Regions from separate parts of the Homo sapiens genome. Here region 1 is linked to region 2. The links are chromatin loops, found by intact Hi-C in ENCODE. Cell type or tissue: Caco-2. All regions are shown on one strand.

What was found. Hi-C counts contacts between places; a loop is a spot of excess contacts. Peaks named below come from ENCODE experiments on the same cell type or tissue, not always from the same donor. Only the 100,000 strongest peaks of a DNase experiment are listed, where the experiment ranks them.
Region 1: it touches region 2 in a loop (2.6-fold over the local background); 3 of 110 quality-filtered maps call a loop at or near these places.

The regions. Positions count from the first base shown.
Region 1 is chr13:47,928,744-47,936,743 of GRCh38, reverse strand. It overlaps LINC00562 (long intergenic non-protein coding RNA 562), which reads left to right and starts at 4,122. Exons shown (of 1, transcript NR_047492.1): 1 at 4,122-6,591. In Caco-2, no CTCF peak of the experiment used is centred here; no DNase peak of the experiment used is centred here.
Region 2 is chr13:47,795,821-47,803,820 of GRCh38, reverse strand. No RefSeq gene overlaps it. Among named protein-coding and RNA genes, the nearest start is that of LINC00562, 130 kb to the left of the region's middle. In Caco-2, a CTCF peak has its summit at 4,644; no DNase peak of the experiment used is centred here.

The sequences.
Region 1 (8,000 bases), 130 kb before region 2:
AGTTCATCAGTTGAGAGTGACAATTCCAGAGTGACCAGCTGAGCATGTAATATGAAGGAAACTGGAGAAAAGCCTCAACTACTTTATGATTATTCCTATGATTTGTTCTTAAAGCAGAGAAGCATCTTTTTATTTGTTTTTGATATCCTTGTTTGATGAAACCAGCATCGTTTTAGAAAAAATATCTTTGTTTTAGTAAAAATGACACATACTCATTGAAAAAATAAACCCCTTCAAAACTGGAATGATACAAGAAAGTGCAGACAAGTAAAGATCACCTGCAGTGCCAGAACCCAGAAATAACTAATGTTAACAGTTTTGTAAACAATCTTCTGGTCGTCTCTAAATATGAGCATATGTGGATAGATATGAATACACTTTTATATAAATAGGATCATAAACATAATGTTCTATAATCTGCATTTCTTCAAATAAGGATCTTTCCATGGCATCAAATATAGGACTACATAATTTTTAATAGCTGCACATACAAGAGAATGTGTATATCATGGTTTATTTAACCTAGCCTTGCAATTATTGACATTTGGTTTATATGTCTTTAACATTATAAATAATAGGTGAACACTCTGGTGCATATGTCTTTCAGCACATGGGTAATTTCTCCTTAGGGTAAAAACCTGTAAGTGGAATAGCTGTGTAAAAGCATGAACCGCTTTCCAGAAAGTCTCTTTTGGTTACTCTTCCATTCATAATGCACAATAATATTTCCATACTTGATAACATTGTATTGCTAATTCCAATGGGCAAAAACCATGTCCTGTTTAATGTTGATTGAGCTTTCATCTGTTGACTGGGCATTTGTGGAAGTGTATGTGTGTGTGTGTTTGTGTGTGTCAGCGTGTGACTTCCTTTTCATGTTCTTTTTTTTTTTTTTTTTTTTTTTGCGACGGAGTCTCGCTCTGTCGCCCAGGCTGGAGTGCAGTGGTGCGATCTCGGCTCACTGCAAGCTCCGCCTCCTGGGTTCACGCCATTCTCCTGCCTCAGCCTCCTGAGTAGCTGGGACTACAGGCACCCGCCCCGCTAATTTTTTGTATTTTTAGTAGAGACAGGGTTTCACCGTGTTAGCCAGGATGGTCTCGATCACCTGACCTCGTGATCCGCCTGCCTCAGCCTCCCAAAGTGCTGGGATTACAGGCGTGAGCCACCGCGCCCAGCCCTTTTCATGTTCTTTGACTGTTTTTCTATTGACTGTTCATTCTTCCTAGTATTAATAACTTTTTGTATATTTGAGATTAACCATTTTTGCCTATTATGTATTTTATATATATGTCATATGTCATTTTAAATATAATGAAATGTATTAGTCTTTGTGGTTTCTAGTTTTCATGATATGTTTTGAAAGGCTTAATTGTTTTGTTACAAAGTCTGAACTTGAGTTATGAATGCAAATTTCCCCTCTCAAATGCCTAATCTGTTTCCCAAACACCATTTACTTATCCCTTAAGGGATTTACTTTTCCCTATTTGATCTATTTCCCACCAATTTTAAAATGTCATCTTTATCATATACTAACTTCCTGTATGTTCTTGCGTGTATATGAAACTGGCACATACAGGGAGACTCTTTATTTAACTTTTACTTAAAGTAGGAGGTAGGAAAGAGATCTGTTGAAACCATGACAGAGAGTGTTGCAGCGCCTGTCAAAGTTATCCTTGCTTATTTGTAGAAAAATTGAACTTTCCATTTTCCTAACTTTCAACTTGCAATTGAATGACACTGATTCTACTAGGAAAAAAGTAAAAGCTATACTATTTGATGCCAGATGTATGACTGTGGGCTGATGAGGAAGAACTGGAAACAAATGACAGGTGATTCACTGCTTTGTGTCTGGTGTGCCATGACTCTCTTGAAGGGGGGCAGTGTTGATCTGAATCTTTTTGTCTAATGCTTTTTCTTCCTCTGGGAGGGATGCTGAAGAGGGGCAGCTGAAGGAGCAGTCTTAAGCAAATTGGTCATGGCTTTCTTAAATATTGTGATTCGATTGATATGGAACATTTTTTCAGTCTGTGAGAGACTTTTCATTATGGACTAGCTCATAAAAAACCGTAGATTTAATTTGCCCAGGCTGTTGGTTCTCTTGTGTTTGTTATCATACGTCAGCATGAAACCTTTGGCCTTTGTGGAAGCCTTGTGGAGACCACTGAACAGACTTGGAGCCATATCTGACTCGCCTGCCAGCATTCCTGATGTTCAGTGCCTGTTATTGCCCCTCTCCATGGCATTCTCCTCTGTGGTTATGTGAAAGGAAAATAAATCACTAAGCCAAGGGAAAAATCAAACTGGGAGCTATGTCAGGCAAACCTGCCTCCCATTTTATTCCTAAATAACATAGCTACATACCTCCCTCGCAATTTGCCACAGATCCTCGTCCACAAGGAAATTCACTGTGGACAAAGGACAGACAGAACTCAAAGTCATCCCTCTGAGACTCACCTGAGACAAATGCATATCTGATTGCTTCCTTTGCCCTATTGTTTATGTAAAAATGCAGATTCACTGAGTCAGACTAAGTTGTGTATTGAGTGGAAGGCTCATCAGGACTCAAAAGAATGCACCCTAATGTCTTTTATCTACTTCTAACCTGGAAGCCCCCACATTGAGTTGTCCCGCCTTACCTGGCCAAACCAATGTACATCTTACACATGTTGACTAATGTCTCATGTCTCCCTAAAATGTATAAAAGCAAGCTGTACCCCAGCCACCTTGGGCACATGTCGTCAGGGCCCCCTGAGGCTGTGTCACGGGTGCCTCCTTAATCTTGGCCAAAAAGACAAAAGAAAAACTTACTAAATTGACTGAGACCCGTCTCAGATACTTTGGGTTAACAGTTAGGTTCTACCCTTTGATGCCTGTTTACTTGACTGTGTACTGAGACCAGTTGCTTCACTGAACATTAATACCACAACAGGCAACGATTTTGTTTTGTGGTAGGGTACTTGGCCTAGTGCCCATTTTGTAGATGTGTCATTGCTGAGAAGGCAGAACAGTAAGGGGATTTAAAAAATTTATACACTGTTATACATTGTCACTGAAATGCCAAATGATTTAGCTTTTGTTATTGTCACTCAGCCTGCTTACTTGAGCAGGGTTTGGCAAGCCAGTAATTTAGGGGACTTGTGAGTGAAATACCATGTGAATAAAGTCCATTGTTTCCTTAGTTAGAAAAAGGCTAATTGACTTACATGCTGTTTCTGAGGTGAGGAAGTTCCATTAACAAAACGAAACCAAGCCAAAGAATCCAGTGTTTCTCAATTTAACCTAGTCAAATATCTGACATCTCTTTGAGAAATGGATACCCAGTGTCAATAATCCTATGAGGTTAATGGCAGTTAAACAATGGTTTGCTTAAACAGTAACTGGCAAATGCTATAGGGCAAAGCCTATTTGTGGTGTAGGGGGTGCTTGCATCAGTTGATCGGCTATGCTGTATTCACTTGCTTTCTGAAATATCTGTGGCAGGGACAAAAGTTCCTATTTGGTGCTCACTTTGGACTTTTATTTTTGTTTCCTTTGCAGTTGCAAAGATCTTTTCTGTAGCCTCAGCTGATCTAATGCAGTGGTTCTCAGATTTCAGTGTACATAAATCTTTTGGATGCCTGTTAAGCATACAGATTCCTAGGCCCATACCCAGCTATTCTAATTCAGCTGGCCTGGCAACAGGCATGTTTAATAAATTTCTTAGGTGATTCTAATGCATGTGTTCCTTTGAAAAAAAATTGGATTGGGTCAGGATGTAGGAGAAAAGGAATTGATACCGTTTTATGCATGTGTTATGTACTAGATCTGGTTATGGCAGGATGCCTCATTTCAGTGGTTCCCTTCTAAACCCCAAATACCATGTCCACCTGTTCGAGACATAATATCCCTATGTTTGTGAGAACCTGTGCTTAGGGAATGATTCCTTCAGTTTGAAGCTTCTTATTGTCCTTTAAAATGCAGATATGCAGGAGGAGATATCTTTTTATGGCTTAGCAGAATGCTGCTCAAAGCGCCAGTCTCTGAAGCTCTTTGTTCCTGACTTGCAACCAGGTAAGGATCTTTTGCCAGGATTTAAGTCAATTATGTCATGAAGCACACTATTTAGTTCATCTGAAATATATTTTTATCTTGGTAGCAAGGTAGCAAGACTTTTCCAATGCAGGAAGCTTCAGTGCTTTCATTTATATTCTGATGTAAGTTATCTTATTGCAGACCGGTAACAAACACTGTCTTCACAGCCATTTGAGCCTTAGGTATGAATGGAGCAGCTTTGGGTGGAGGGATATCTCCATGACTGGGTGGGAAAAGGTCCAGAAAGACAACATTGGAGTCACCAAATACTAACTGTTCACTAGGCTTGGCTGTTATAAAAGCTGCCAAAATTCATGCTTATGGTTTGACTGGATTTCTTTTCTCTGCTTAGTATGCCCTTCAGTAGAAGTGCCAAAAAAAAAAAAAAAAAGACAAACCCAGTTATATAGCCCAAAGAAGAGGATTAAGTTAGTTATCTGCAGCCTCTGGATTGACTGTGAAGTCTGTTTGAAAATGGGAGTGTTGGCCAGTAAAATGTTTCCCTAAAAAACTCGAAGCTGAGGCCGGGCGCAGTGTCTCACGCCTGTAATCCCAGCACTTTGGGAGGCTGAAGCGGGTGGATCATGAGGTCAGGAGATCGAGACCATCCTGGCTAACACAGTGAAACCCCGTCTCTACTAAAAATACAAAGAATTAGCTGGGCGTGGTGGCAGGCGCCTGTAGTCCCAGCTACTCGGGAGGCTGAGGCAGGAGAATGCCGTGAACCCGGCAGGCGGAGCTTGCAGTGAGCCCAGATAGCGCCACTGCACTCCAGCCTGGGTAACAGAGCAAGACTCCGTCTCAAAAAAAAAGAAAAAACAAAACTTGAAGCTGAGTGTTTCTGGGGACTCTCATGAGCATTTTTGACCATCAATTTAGAAGAAATATTCTGATATTACTATTGCATTACCATTATTTTATCTAGATTAAATTGCTTCATTTCTTAAATGGTTCAGTCTAAATGGGAAGACTTGATAATAAACAAATAATAACTAAAAGGATTAGAAAGATTCTATGATTCTAGAATTCTTTCAAGTACACAGTTATTTTAGAGATCCACTTCCAGTATTTATTCACTTCATTCAACAAATATTAAGTGCACACCTCCTATGTGCCACACAATGTACCAGGGCTACATGGTATACAATGATCAATAGGAGACATGGTCCCTTATGGTGTTTGTAATGTAGTGGGGGAGATATAAGCAATTAAATCCAAGTCAATGTATGAATAAATATATAACAATGAATCGTGAACCTCATACGAAATGAAAAGGCAAATAGTTAATAATTGTCAGACATAAATTTCAGTTCAGTTGAATTCAGCAAATGGTTTTTGAGCATCTATTTTGTGCCAGGCACTGTGCTTAGTATTAAGGATACAGAGATGCATAGGAGAACATTCTTGTCCTCAGATCCACTTGGCACTATACCTGAGTAACACCTACGCCTCTCCTCAACTCCCATTTGATTTTGTTGGTTGATTTGTGTAGGTTTGGCTATTTCACCTGCTGTTCATTCCACACTCTTAGTGTGTAACAGTGAGGTAGGGCTTTCTGGTACCTGTTTGTCTGCAGATGTAGAATCAACTCTTGTGTTTGTGAATTTGACTCAGAGAAAATATTTAAATGATTTGACCTTTGAGATGCCCAGCTGAGCTGCTGAGCGGACACAGACTCAACAGAACTAAGAATTGTTGAACATCTATCATAAAATTATAGGCTTAGATTCAAAGTGATCACAGGATATGCTCATTTCTTCCCTTCCCTTCCCTTCCCTCCCTCCCTTCCTTCCTTCCTTCCCTTTCTTCCTTCCTTCCTTTCTCTCTTTTCTCTTTTTCTCTTTCTCTCTATTTTTCTCTCTTTCCTTCCTTTCTTTCCTTCCTTTTCTTTCTTTTTTTTTTTAGCTTTGCTTTGCTTTCTTCTTTCTCAGGGTCTCCCTATGTTGCCCAGGCTAGACTCAAACCTCTGGGCTCAAGCAATGCCCCTGTCTCAGCCTCTTAAGTAGCTGGGACTACAGGCATGCACCACCATGCCCAGTTTGCTCATTTATTTATTGTATCTGGGAGTCTTCCACATGCTAGGCACTGTTCTAGGCACGGGGTAATAGCAGTGAACAAAACAGACACACACCCCCTCCCCTCATGCAACTTGCACCTCACCCAACGTTTAACATATCCTGACAGTCGGTCATTCCTTTCAACTTAAACATCTTCACTATCAGAGAACTCATCTCCTTATGGGGAGTTGTCTCATTTTTAAACAGTTTGAAATATTGGAAAGCTCTTTATTATACTGATCCCAAATCCTTTTCCCTGTAGCTTTTACCTGCTAGTCTGACTAAGGTTCTATATTTGAACCAGTTTGGAAATAGCTAATCCTTCTTTCTGGGAACCCTTCAAATATTTGAAAAAAATACTTGTGTTTCTTTTAAGGCTCCCCATTTTGTTAGCTGATATAGAGAAATATGTGTAGATACACGAGTACTTGGATATCATCTAATAAAGCAATTGCACCTCGAATTTTGCTTGTTGGGTGTATTTGTCCTTTAGTTCTCAGAATCTATGAAGTGCAGGCATGTTAACCATCTCTCCATCACGGTTGAAATAGAAACTTACCCTTTCATGTGCAGTCATTTGATGCTCACAACAATCCTGTGTGCCAGGTGTTATCATCACCATTTAACAGATAAGGACGCTGAGATGAAAAAGTTAAGAAGTGGCTTACCCTGTGTGTCATAGCCTATGACCTGAACCAGGCCTTCTGCCTTCAAATTTTATGTTTTTTGTTTCTTTCTTTCTTTTTTTTTTTTTTTGTATTTTTTTGTAGAGACAGGATCTTGCTATATTGCCCAGGCTGGTCTAGAACTCCTGAGTTCAAGCCATCCTCCTGTCTCAGCATCCCGAAATGCTGGGATTACAGGTGTAAGCCACAGTGCCCAGCCTCATGTTCTTCATACTCTATTACTACCCACCTCCTCCATACCTTGCTGGTCTTAAAGTGGAAGTGATGTTAGGCTTTAGAATTTCTGACATCAGATAGTTGTTGCTGGAAGAATAGTGAGTTCAATCTACAAAGGATCCTTTTCTGCATGTTAGGAGAACTAGATCGGAGGGCAGTTCCTGGTGGCGCCCACTGTGCCTTACCACTCCTGGGATTCGTTTCACTTATTCCTCTTCCCTGCTTCCCTTCATTTCCCTGCCTTTCTTTTCTATTCTTTGTTTTTCTTTTTGCTTTTCTCTTCTGCTAATACATAGGTTTTACTCTCATGGTCTGAGCTCTGACTTCAGAGCTAAAGCATTCTTTGTCATTGGCACGAGCAGTGGCCAGACTCCAAGTACCTCTGAGTCTGCAGAGGAGGTGCAATAAGCATACCCATTAAGCCACCAAATTGAAAAGTATTTGGAGGAAATTGCTCCAGCAGTAGATTCTATGCTCCATGTTAGGGGGCAGTGAGAAAATCCCACATAAAGTATAATATACAACTTAGTAAACTACAGTAAAGCTGGAGGGAGTTTTGGTTTAGGACATAGATACCAAATGTATAATGGGATGGTGCTGCTATAGCTTGGATATCTGACCCTCTAAACCTCAAGTTGAAATTTGATCTTCAGGGTTGGAGGTGGGGCCTCGTGGGAAGTATTTGGGTCTTGGAGGAATCTCTCATGAATGACTTGGTACTATCCTTGAGGTAATGAATGAGTTCCCACTCTATAAGTTCCTGTGAGAGCCTGAGAGCTTGTTGTTAAAAAATGTCTGGCACCTCCCTTCTCTCTTTTGGCTTCATTCTTGCCATGTGCTTTCTGCATATGCAGCCCCTATTCACCTTCCAGCATGAGTGGAAGCAGTCTGAGGCCCTCACCAAAAGCAGATGCTGGCTCCATGCTTCTTGTATAGCCTGCAAAACCATGAGCCAAATAAACCTCTTTTC
Region 2 (8,000 bases):
TTCAAAATCTTCAGGTGGTATTTTAAATGTCTTTTGTTGTCCAAATATTATGTTTTTAATTTTGGAAAGAGGTTTTCTTTCCCTTGGAGGAGAACTAAAAAACTATATTTTAGGATAAAATGCTTAAGAAAATGACTAGAATAGAAATGCTGGGTAATAAATTTTTTACTGAACATTTATTATGGACACTATAAGAGGAAGCAATAGTTATAATACTGTTTTCATTGGATCATTAAAGGTCAGCAATTGCTAACACTTCAAGACTGTGAGAAGTTTTTAGGCCAAATTCTTATGTGCAAAAGCATAAATTCTCCCAAGGTTTTACACTAGTCAGACTCCTGATTAATGTTTAGATAAGCCAGTGAATGTTGGTGTGGACTAGTTGGATAATTAAACACCACATGACATAGCTTACCACTCTAGCTTCTGTAAATTTTAGAGATATTCATTCATCAACATTTGACTGTAACCAGGATTACAGAAGTCTAAAATATCTCTAGCTTTCCTACTTTGTGACAGCATCATGCCTTCGGTAGTTGTGTTAAGCCGTAGGGTGAAAATTTTCTATCCTAGAGCAAAATAGTTTTAAGCTGGTTGTTTGCATAAGATTGATGACTTATTCTGAGGGCTTCAGGGAACTTTTTCTTCATTTCAGTGGAAGCCTTCAGAAAGTGGAACTGAAGAGCTCAACTTGAACACATTAAAGAGGCTTTTTACAAACAATTCATTTTTTACGGTTCTGAAAAACCTTACACCTAATGATTGCTACATCAGCACATATGAAGATTTCAGTACTTAGCATTGCAAAGCAGTTGCTTGACATTTAGTGATGGGAAGGGGCATCCAAAGGTTATGCCACTAGTGAAAGAATAAATGACCCTAGAGGAAAGGAAGTCAGAGGCAGATATGGAATTTACATGGCTCTGCACTGGGCGGCTGAGTGCTATGGAAAATAGAGGAGAATAAATTAATTGGGAAAATGTTGGCAGTGCCCAATATATATTAACTGAATTTAGCAAACCAAAAAAACATTCATTTTAACTTCAATTAATTAATAATTAATTCAAGTTAATTTAAATCTCCTTTAAAAATGTGTGCAACTTGACGTATCTAGACCTGAGCTGATCATCTTCTCCACCTTCCCTGTCCCCCAACCAGCTTCTCCTCTTGATTCTTTTTTCAGTTAGTGGCTCCTGTGCTCTCGAGGTGTCTCAACCCAAGATCTGGGAGTTATCTGAGGTTCCTCCTTCTTGGTTAGCCTCACATTTGGCACAAAGTCTTAATCAGTGTTACCTCCTAAGTATTTCTTGAATCCATTTCTTTCTTTGAATCCACCAGCTTCATTAAATCACTGCAAATGTTCCTGCCTTATCTCTTGCCACTCCTTCTTCTCACCTAGAAAACATCTTGGTTTTCAAACTTGCTCCAAATATTGCCTTTTTCCCATTAAGATTGGTTTTTAAAACATTGGTTTTCAAAACTTGCTCCAAATATTGCCTTTTTCCCATTAAGATTGACTCCAATTCCTCATTGTGCAGGTAAAACAGTGATTCACAGCCTTGGCTGCACTTTGGAATCACCTAAAGTGTTAAAAAAAGAAACCTGATCCGCCCGCAGATATTCTGATTCAATCGGTCTGGAGTGCCCCCTGTCATGGGAGTGCTGAAAACTCCTCAGGTGATTCTAAGGTGCAGTCAAGGTTTGCAAACCACAACATTAAAATAATCTCCCCCTTATTTTGCCTCCTCTGCTGTACCTTATAACAATATTCTGAAACCTGGTTAAACATCAACATCACTGAGGTACTTTAAAAAATAAAGATTCTTGGGGTTGTGGTGGGCTAACTTTAAGGTGATACCTGTCAAGTCCACCTTTTGGTGTCCACACCCTTGTAAACCCCCTCCGTGAGTTTGGGTGGGGTCTGTGACTTGCTTCTAACCAGTGGAATATGACAACGGTGATGGTGATCATATCAGGTTATGTAAGAATCCTTGCAAGTGGACTTGCTCTTCCCCCTGCTGGCTTTGAAGAAACAATTGGCCATGCTATGAGAAGGCAATGGAGAGGGCCATGTGGCAAGGAACTGTGAGTGGCCTTTGGGAGCTGCGAGTGGCAGTGCTTAGGAGCTGACCAGGGCAAAGGAGTGGATTCTATTTAACAGCCCCAGTGAGCTTGGAAGATTTGTTGCCAGTTATGCCTTTAGAGGAGACCTGAGCCCTGGTGGACATCTTGGTAGCAGCTTACAGAGGACCCATATAAGCTTTGCCCAGAATCCTAAGCTGCAGAAATAGTGAGATAATAAATATGTGTTGTTTTAAGCTGCCAAGTTTGTGGCAATTTTTAATGCAGCATAGAAAACTAATATATAATATGAGGCCTGGCATGGTGGCTCACACCTGTAATCCCAGCACTTTGGGAGGCTGAAGTGAGTAGATTGTTTGAGGCCAAGAGTTTGAGGCCAGCCTGGGCAATATGGCAAAACTTGTCTCTACAAAAAGTACAAAAATTAGCTGGGTGTGGTGGCTTGCACCTGTAGTTCCAACTACATTGGAGGATATGGTGGGAGGATTGCTTAAGCCTGGGAGGTCGAGGCTGGAGTGAGCTGTGATCGTGCCACTGCACTCAGCCTAGATGACAGAGCAAGACCCTGTCTCAAAAAAAACCAAAAAAACAAAACAAAAAACAAAAACAAAAACACAAAACAAAAAAACTAATATAAGGCCTTTTAACCTTTTTCTTTATAACCTATCCTACTTAAGGCCTCATTTTAACGTGAAAAGATGCAGACTACTTCCCTGGTCAAATATCTGTATGCCTGTGGAATGACCTAAGAGCTGTCATCCTGAAATCCATTCAGGTTAACCTCAGGACCCCCAATCCAGCTCTTCCATTCCCAAAGCCTTTGTATAAGAATGTGCTGGTAATGAGAGCAAAGGCCAAACTCATGGTGTTTTCGGGGTCTTCTGATCTTACTGGTGATGCTTGGAGGTAACCTCATGTGGAAGGAAATGCCAAGGTGTACTGTCAGGTGGTTCCTAGGACTTGAGGGGGCGGTTACTGAAATGAGAGGGCTGACTGACCTGGTTAGTGAAACCAGTTCTGGTAAAGAATCACCACTCATCTTTTTTCTGATGTGCAATCTTCCTATTGAGGTTTGAAAGCTGAGGGCCAGGTGATAATGTTGAGAGGCCTCTTTTTGGGCTTTCTCCTTTGGGATGCCCCCTTTGAAACAGGTACTAGGGTCCCTATTTTCCTAACCCAGCAATGGAGTAGATGATTTTCAAAGCAGAGACTGTTGTCAGCTATATTTAGGCAAAGATTTGATGGGCATGTCAGGGAGGAAGTGGCAGGAATTCTACACTGGGCAAGAGATTGGATGATACAACTTTCAAGGTCTTTTCTAATCTAAGATATTTGATTCTAGGAGCTGCACTACTCCTAAAATAATTTAGTGAGAAGGAAATTAGGATCTAGGTAAATCAGATGGTCATTAGTACTAGTCTGCTGATAAATGTCCACTCACCTCTCCTAGTCCAATAACATCTATAAGTTGGCAGGATGTTATCAGACTTTCTAAATCAATTGCCTATTAGAGTTCCTTTAATCATTATTTTAGATTTTTAAAATGCATATTATTCCAAAATGAGATACCATTTTGGCTCCAAAGAAACATATTTCTGGTAATTTACATTTGGTTCCATGAGTCACCTTACACATTAGCATTCAATTCACTATTTTTTGTAGTAAACTTTCTAGTAATTATCTTACCTTGAATTCTACATTTAAACGATCAATTTTCTTTTTGAAATACAGTAAAGAATAAAATATCTTTTCAATAGGGTTTCTTTCATTGTATTAGAGATATCGAACATAAACTTGGAATACCTAATGAAGAGTCACAGAGTATTTTTCTTATCATTTTTTTGATAAATTTTCTTATCATTTTCCTTATATTTTTCTTGAAAGTAGTAATCCTTTAATACTATTGAATCATCAATTTCTTTTTAAATATTGAGTGGGTTTTTTTTTAATCACATCACTTCTGACACCAAATCAGGGGATTTTCACCTCCTGATACCAAATACATAATATCTTTTCCAACACCACTTTTCTAACTCTTTGACAGGGCTCAATCCCACAAGACTGTCCCATTTCAGATGCCAACTGCAAGTCCCAGGCCAACTGTATTTCTGACTGACAGGCTATAAATTCGGGATTCTCACAACCCTCAGGTTTGGTAATCTGCTTAAATGGCTCACAACTTAGGAAGGTACTTTACTTACATTTAATGGTTGAGTTGTAAAGGATACAGATGAATTGCCTGATGAAGAAGTATATAAAGTGTGGTCCAGAAGGGTCCCAAGCACAGAAGCTTCTGCTCTTGTGGAGTTGGGATGCACCATTTTCCAGAATCTCAGTGTGTTTACCAACCCAGAGGCTCTCAGAACTGTATGACTTAGGGATTTTTATGGAGGGTTCATTCCATACATTGTCTTCTGTCTGTGTATGTGTATCTCAGTGTCTTCTCCTTATAAGGACTCCCACCAGTCATGTTGGATGAAGGGCCCACTCTACTCTAGTATGACCTTATCTTAACTTACATCTGAATTGTATCCACAAAGCCCCTATTTCCAATTAAGGGGTCACAATTATAGTTTTTGGGGATTAGGACTTTGCTTTGTCTTTTTGGGAGTCATAATTCAACCCATAGCACCACCTATTGGGGTTAGTTAGGAAGCATTGAACTTGAATACCCTGAATGCTGCACTGAGGGCTTCAGCTGTAGGCATTGTGAGCCCATGAAGAGTTCTGAATGTGTGTGTCTGTTGCAGAGGAAGGCTCATACATAAAGGTTATTAAGTTGCCAGCTGACAGTTGGGAAAACTGGAAAGATAAATTATTTCAGGAGGGGAGGACAGATAATTAGAGTTGGAAGGGACCTTATAGATAAGGTGGTTAAACCTCATTTTGTGGATGAGGAGCTAGTTAGGGGATAGTGACAATGGTGTGAGGATGGATGATGGAGCCTGGATTGCTGTGGCCTGGTGCTGCCTGGTTCCTGCCTCCTTTTGCCTCTCCAGAAGCCACTCAACACATGCGCCAGCTGTTCTCTCAGCTTTTGGGGTCTGATTCTAGGAGATCTAGCTACATACTGAGGGATTTGGCATTAGCCCCCTTCTAACCTCATGTCACAGTCCTAATAATCTGTTTGAGGTTCCACATCCCTTGTGTGCTTGCTTGGGCATTGGCTTCTGTGTCCTCCCTGTGCCCGAGTTCACATCCTTAACACTGGGCCTCTGTCTTCTTGTCAGGCGCCTCCCCAGGACCCACTTTGACTTGTGAGCCCCACAGCCTGCTGGAAGGCTGCCAAATGCCAGCTTTCTGCCTGTGCACCTGGACAGCCAGGTTGCTCCTTCCCCTGATCCTGGAACCGAAGTCTGTCGCTCTGTCCTCCAGATGTAGACTGTCTGCAGCCTTTTGTCTTTTGGGTACTTTTTGCTGAATCATCTGGATGGAACGTGCAGTACCTTTGTTTCCCTGCTGCCGGACCTGTTGTAGAAGGTGGTGATGTTCTAGATGCCTGCCCCTCCCAGTTTTCCCTCCCCATCCAGTTAACCAGAGTGGGACTAACTGTTGAGAAGGGATGGGAAAAGCCTGGAGTCCTGTCTGACTCTGGGGTGAAGAGAATCTTTCCTAATTAACCATTTCAATGCACTTAGAGGAACAAAATATATAACAGTGTGTGTGGTGTGATAGAGTTTATATTGAAAAGGTGATATACACTTGTATATGTAGAGAATACTTTGGGAAGAATCTACAATCTGGTCATAGTAGTTGCCTCTGGAAAGAGGAACTGGGGCCTTTGGGACAGGAGTGGGAGCTGAGACTTAATTTCCACTGCATTTAACTTAAGCAATATTTAATTGCTTCTATTTTGTTTTTATTATTTATGTATAGAGACAGGGTCTTGCTTTGTCACACAGGCTGGAGTGTAGAGGTGCAATCATAGCTCACTGCAGCCTCAAATTCCTGGGCTCAAGCAATCCTCTCACCTCAGCGTCCAGAGTAGCTGGGACTATAGGCACCACTACCACCACCACACCTACATTCTTTTTTTTTTTTTTGAGGTGGGGTTTGGTTATTTTGCCTGGGTTGGTCTCAAAACTCCTGGCCTCAAGCAATTCTCCCACCTCAGCCTCCCAAAGCTCTGGGATTACACTTGTGAGCCACCTTGCCTGGCCTAATTGCTTCCATTTAAAAACTCTGTACATGTATCACCTATTCTATAAATAACTTAAAAAAAAGCAAAAAATACATGTGAGGCATTTTACTAAGTAAAGCAATCTTGGGGTGACTTTTAAAAATTTGCAATATTGTCATTAGAGAGTAAATGTGTTTGTTCTCTAGATTTAAATGTCTTCATATGGCATTTTCTAGATCAAGCAACTCTGTATGTGAAAGGACCGGTCTTACGTGATAGCAGATAGACATATCTAGTTGGTCTGGGTGTTTAAATGCTGATGCTCTATTTGTGGCTGTCTTTTCTGATGTCCATGTTGCTTTGGGGCATTTAACAGTAAACCCATGTTGTTCTCCTTGCTTTAAAGTTTAAAGTTGCATTCTAATTCTCATGGAGTGAAAGATAAGACTAATTATACTGCCTGTATGACTGAGAAAGAAGGATGACCTTGTCCCATATGCTAAAGGACCTGAAATCTAGAGAACAACTTGACACATCTATTTCCAGCCAGAGCAGCAGTGACTGGCAGGAAGACAAAGAGGAGGCGGGTCTATAAGGAAGACGTCTGGTTGGCAGCGGTGAGTGGGAAACGTGCACGTGGCCACTTGCACGGGGCCCTGCATGGAAACCTGGCCGAGAGGAGAAATGGGGACTGAATTGCGTCTGCCGTGGGTGTGTGACGGAACTGCTATTCTTATTATGCCTTTAGTATTACCTTTGTCTCCAGGCCAGTACATTCAAAGAGACAAGAATGAATAATTATGGGAACCAGATGGGACATTCTTGTCATTGTTGCAGTGTTTTCCAGAACATTGTCACCAAATCCTCAAACAAGACAATATTGCAAATATCTAATTATTGGTCTTTATAATCTTTGGGTGGCTTAAACAATGGAAGTACTTGGAATTGGAAAATAATGGATTAAAATTAGGCATAACATTTACTTGTCTTTAATTACTTCAATTCAAAGAAGAGTACATTTGAGCTGAGTACCCTGTTCTTGCAATTTGGCCCTCCATGGGTGTCCAGTGGCTCGTTAGGGAACAGCCACTAGCAAATGGGAGAGAGGCTCACAGCCCGAGAATTAATCAATTAAATCCAACATGTTTACTGAACACCAGTCATAATCTAGAAACTGGGGAAGATAAATAAAGCGTTGATCTCAGTCTCTGCTGGGAAAGACAGACATTTAAAAAATGTACAGGTCCATAATCCCTGAGTCACGTTTCTGAAATCCAAAAAACCTCATAAAATTGAATTCTTTTTTCCACAACTTTTCTGGCAGCAAAACTTGAACTGATGTGAGTCTATTTATGTATATCCTTTATTTGTCCCACTTAGTGTGGATCTTCATATGTTTTGCTTAAGAAAGATTAACGGGGTGTTGCCCCAGATCCCACTGCAGAAGTTATATAATATTGTTGATTATGCACCAGATTTCTTTCCTAAAATCCCCACAATTCAGAATTCTAAAACATACCGGGTGCCAAGGGGTTGGGATTAGGGTCTTTAGACCTGTAATTCTTCAAAACTTCTTTCTCTGGAGAAGACCCTACTTTGAGGGCACCTGATATCTTCTGGGATGAGGACGTAGGCTATGTTGTCTCTGCTTGCTACAAAGAACTTCAGTAAGTAGTGGCCTCAACCCGGCTTTCTCTAGAACTAAGGTCTTCTTTTTTCTCCAGCTAGAATCCTAAAATTTCCTTAGGTTTTTTTTGAATAATTTACTTTCTTCACTGAAAGTATTACCTTGCCAAGG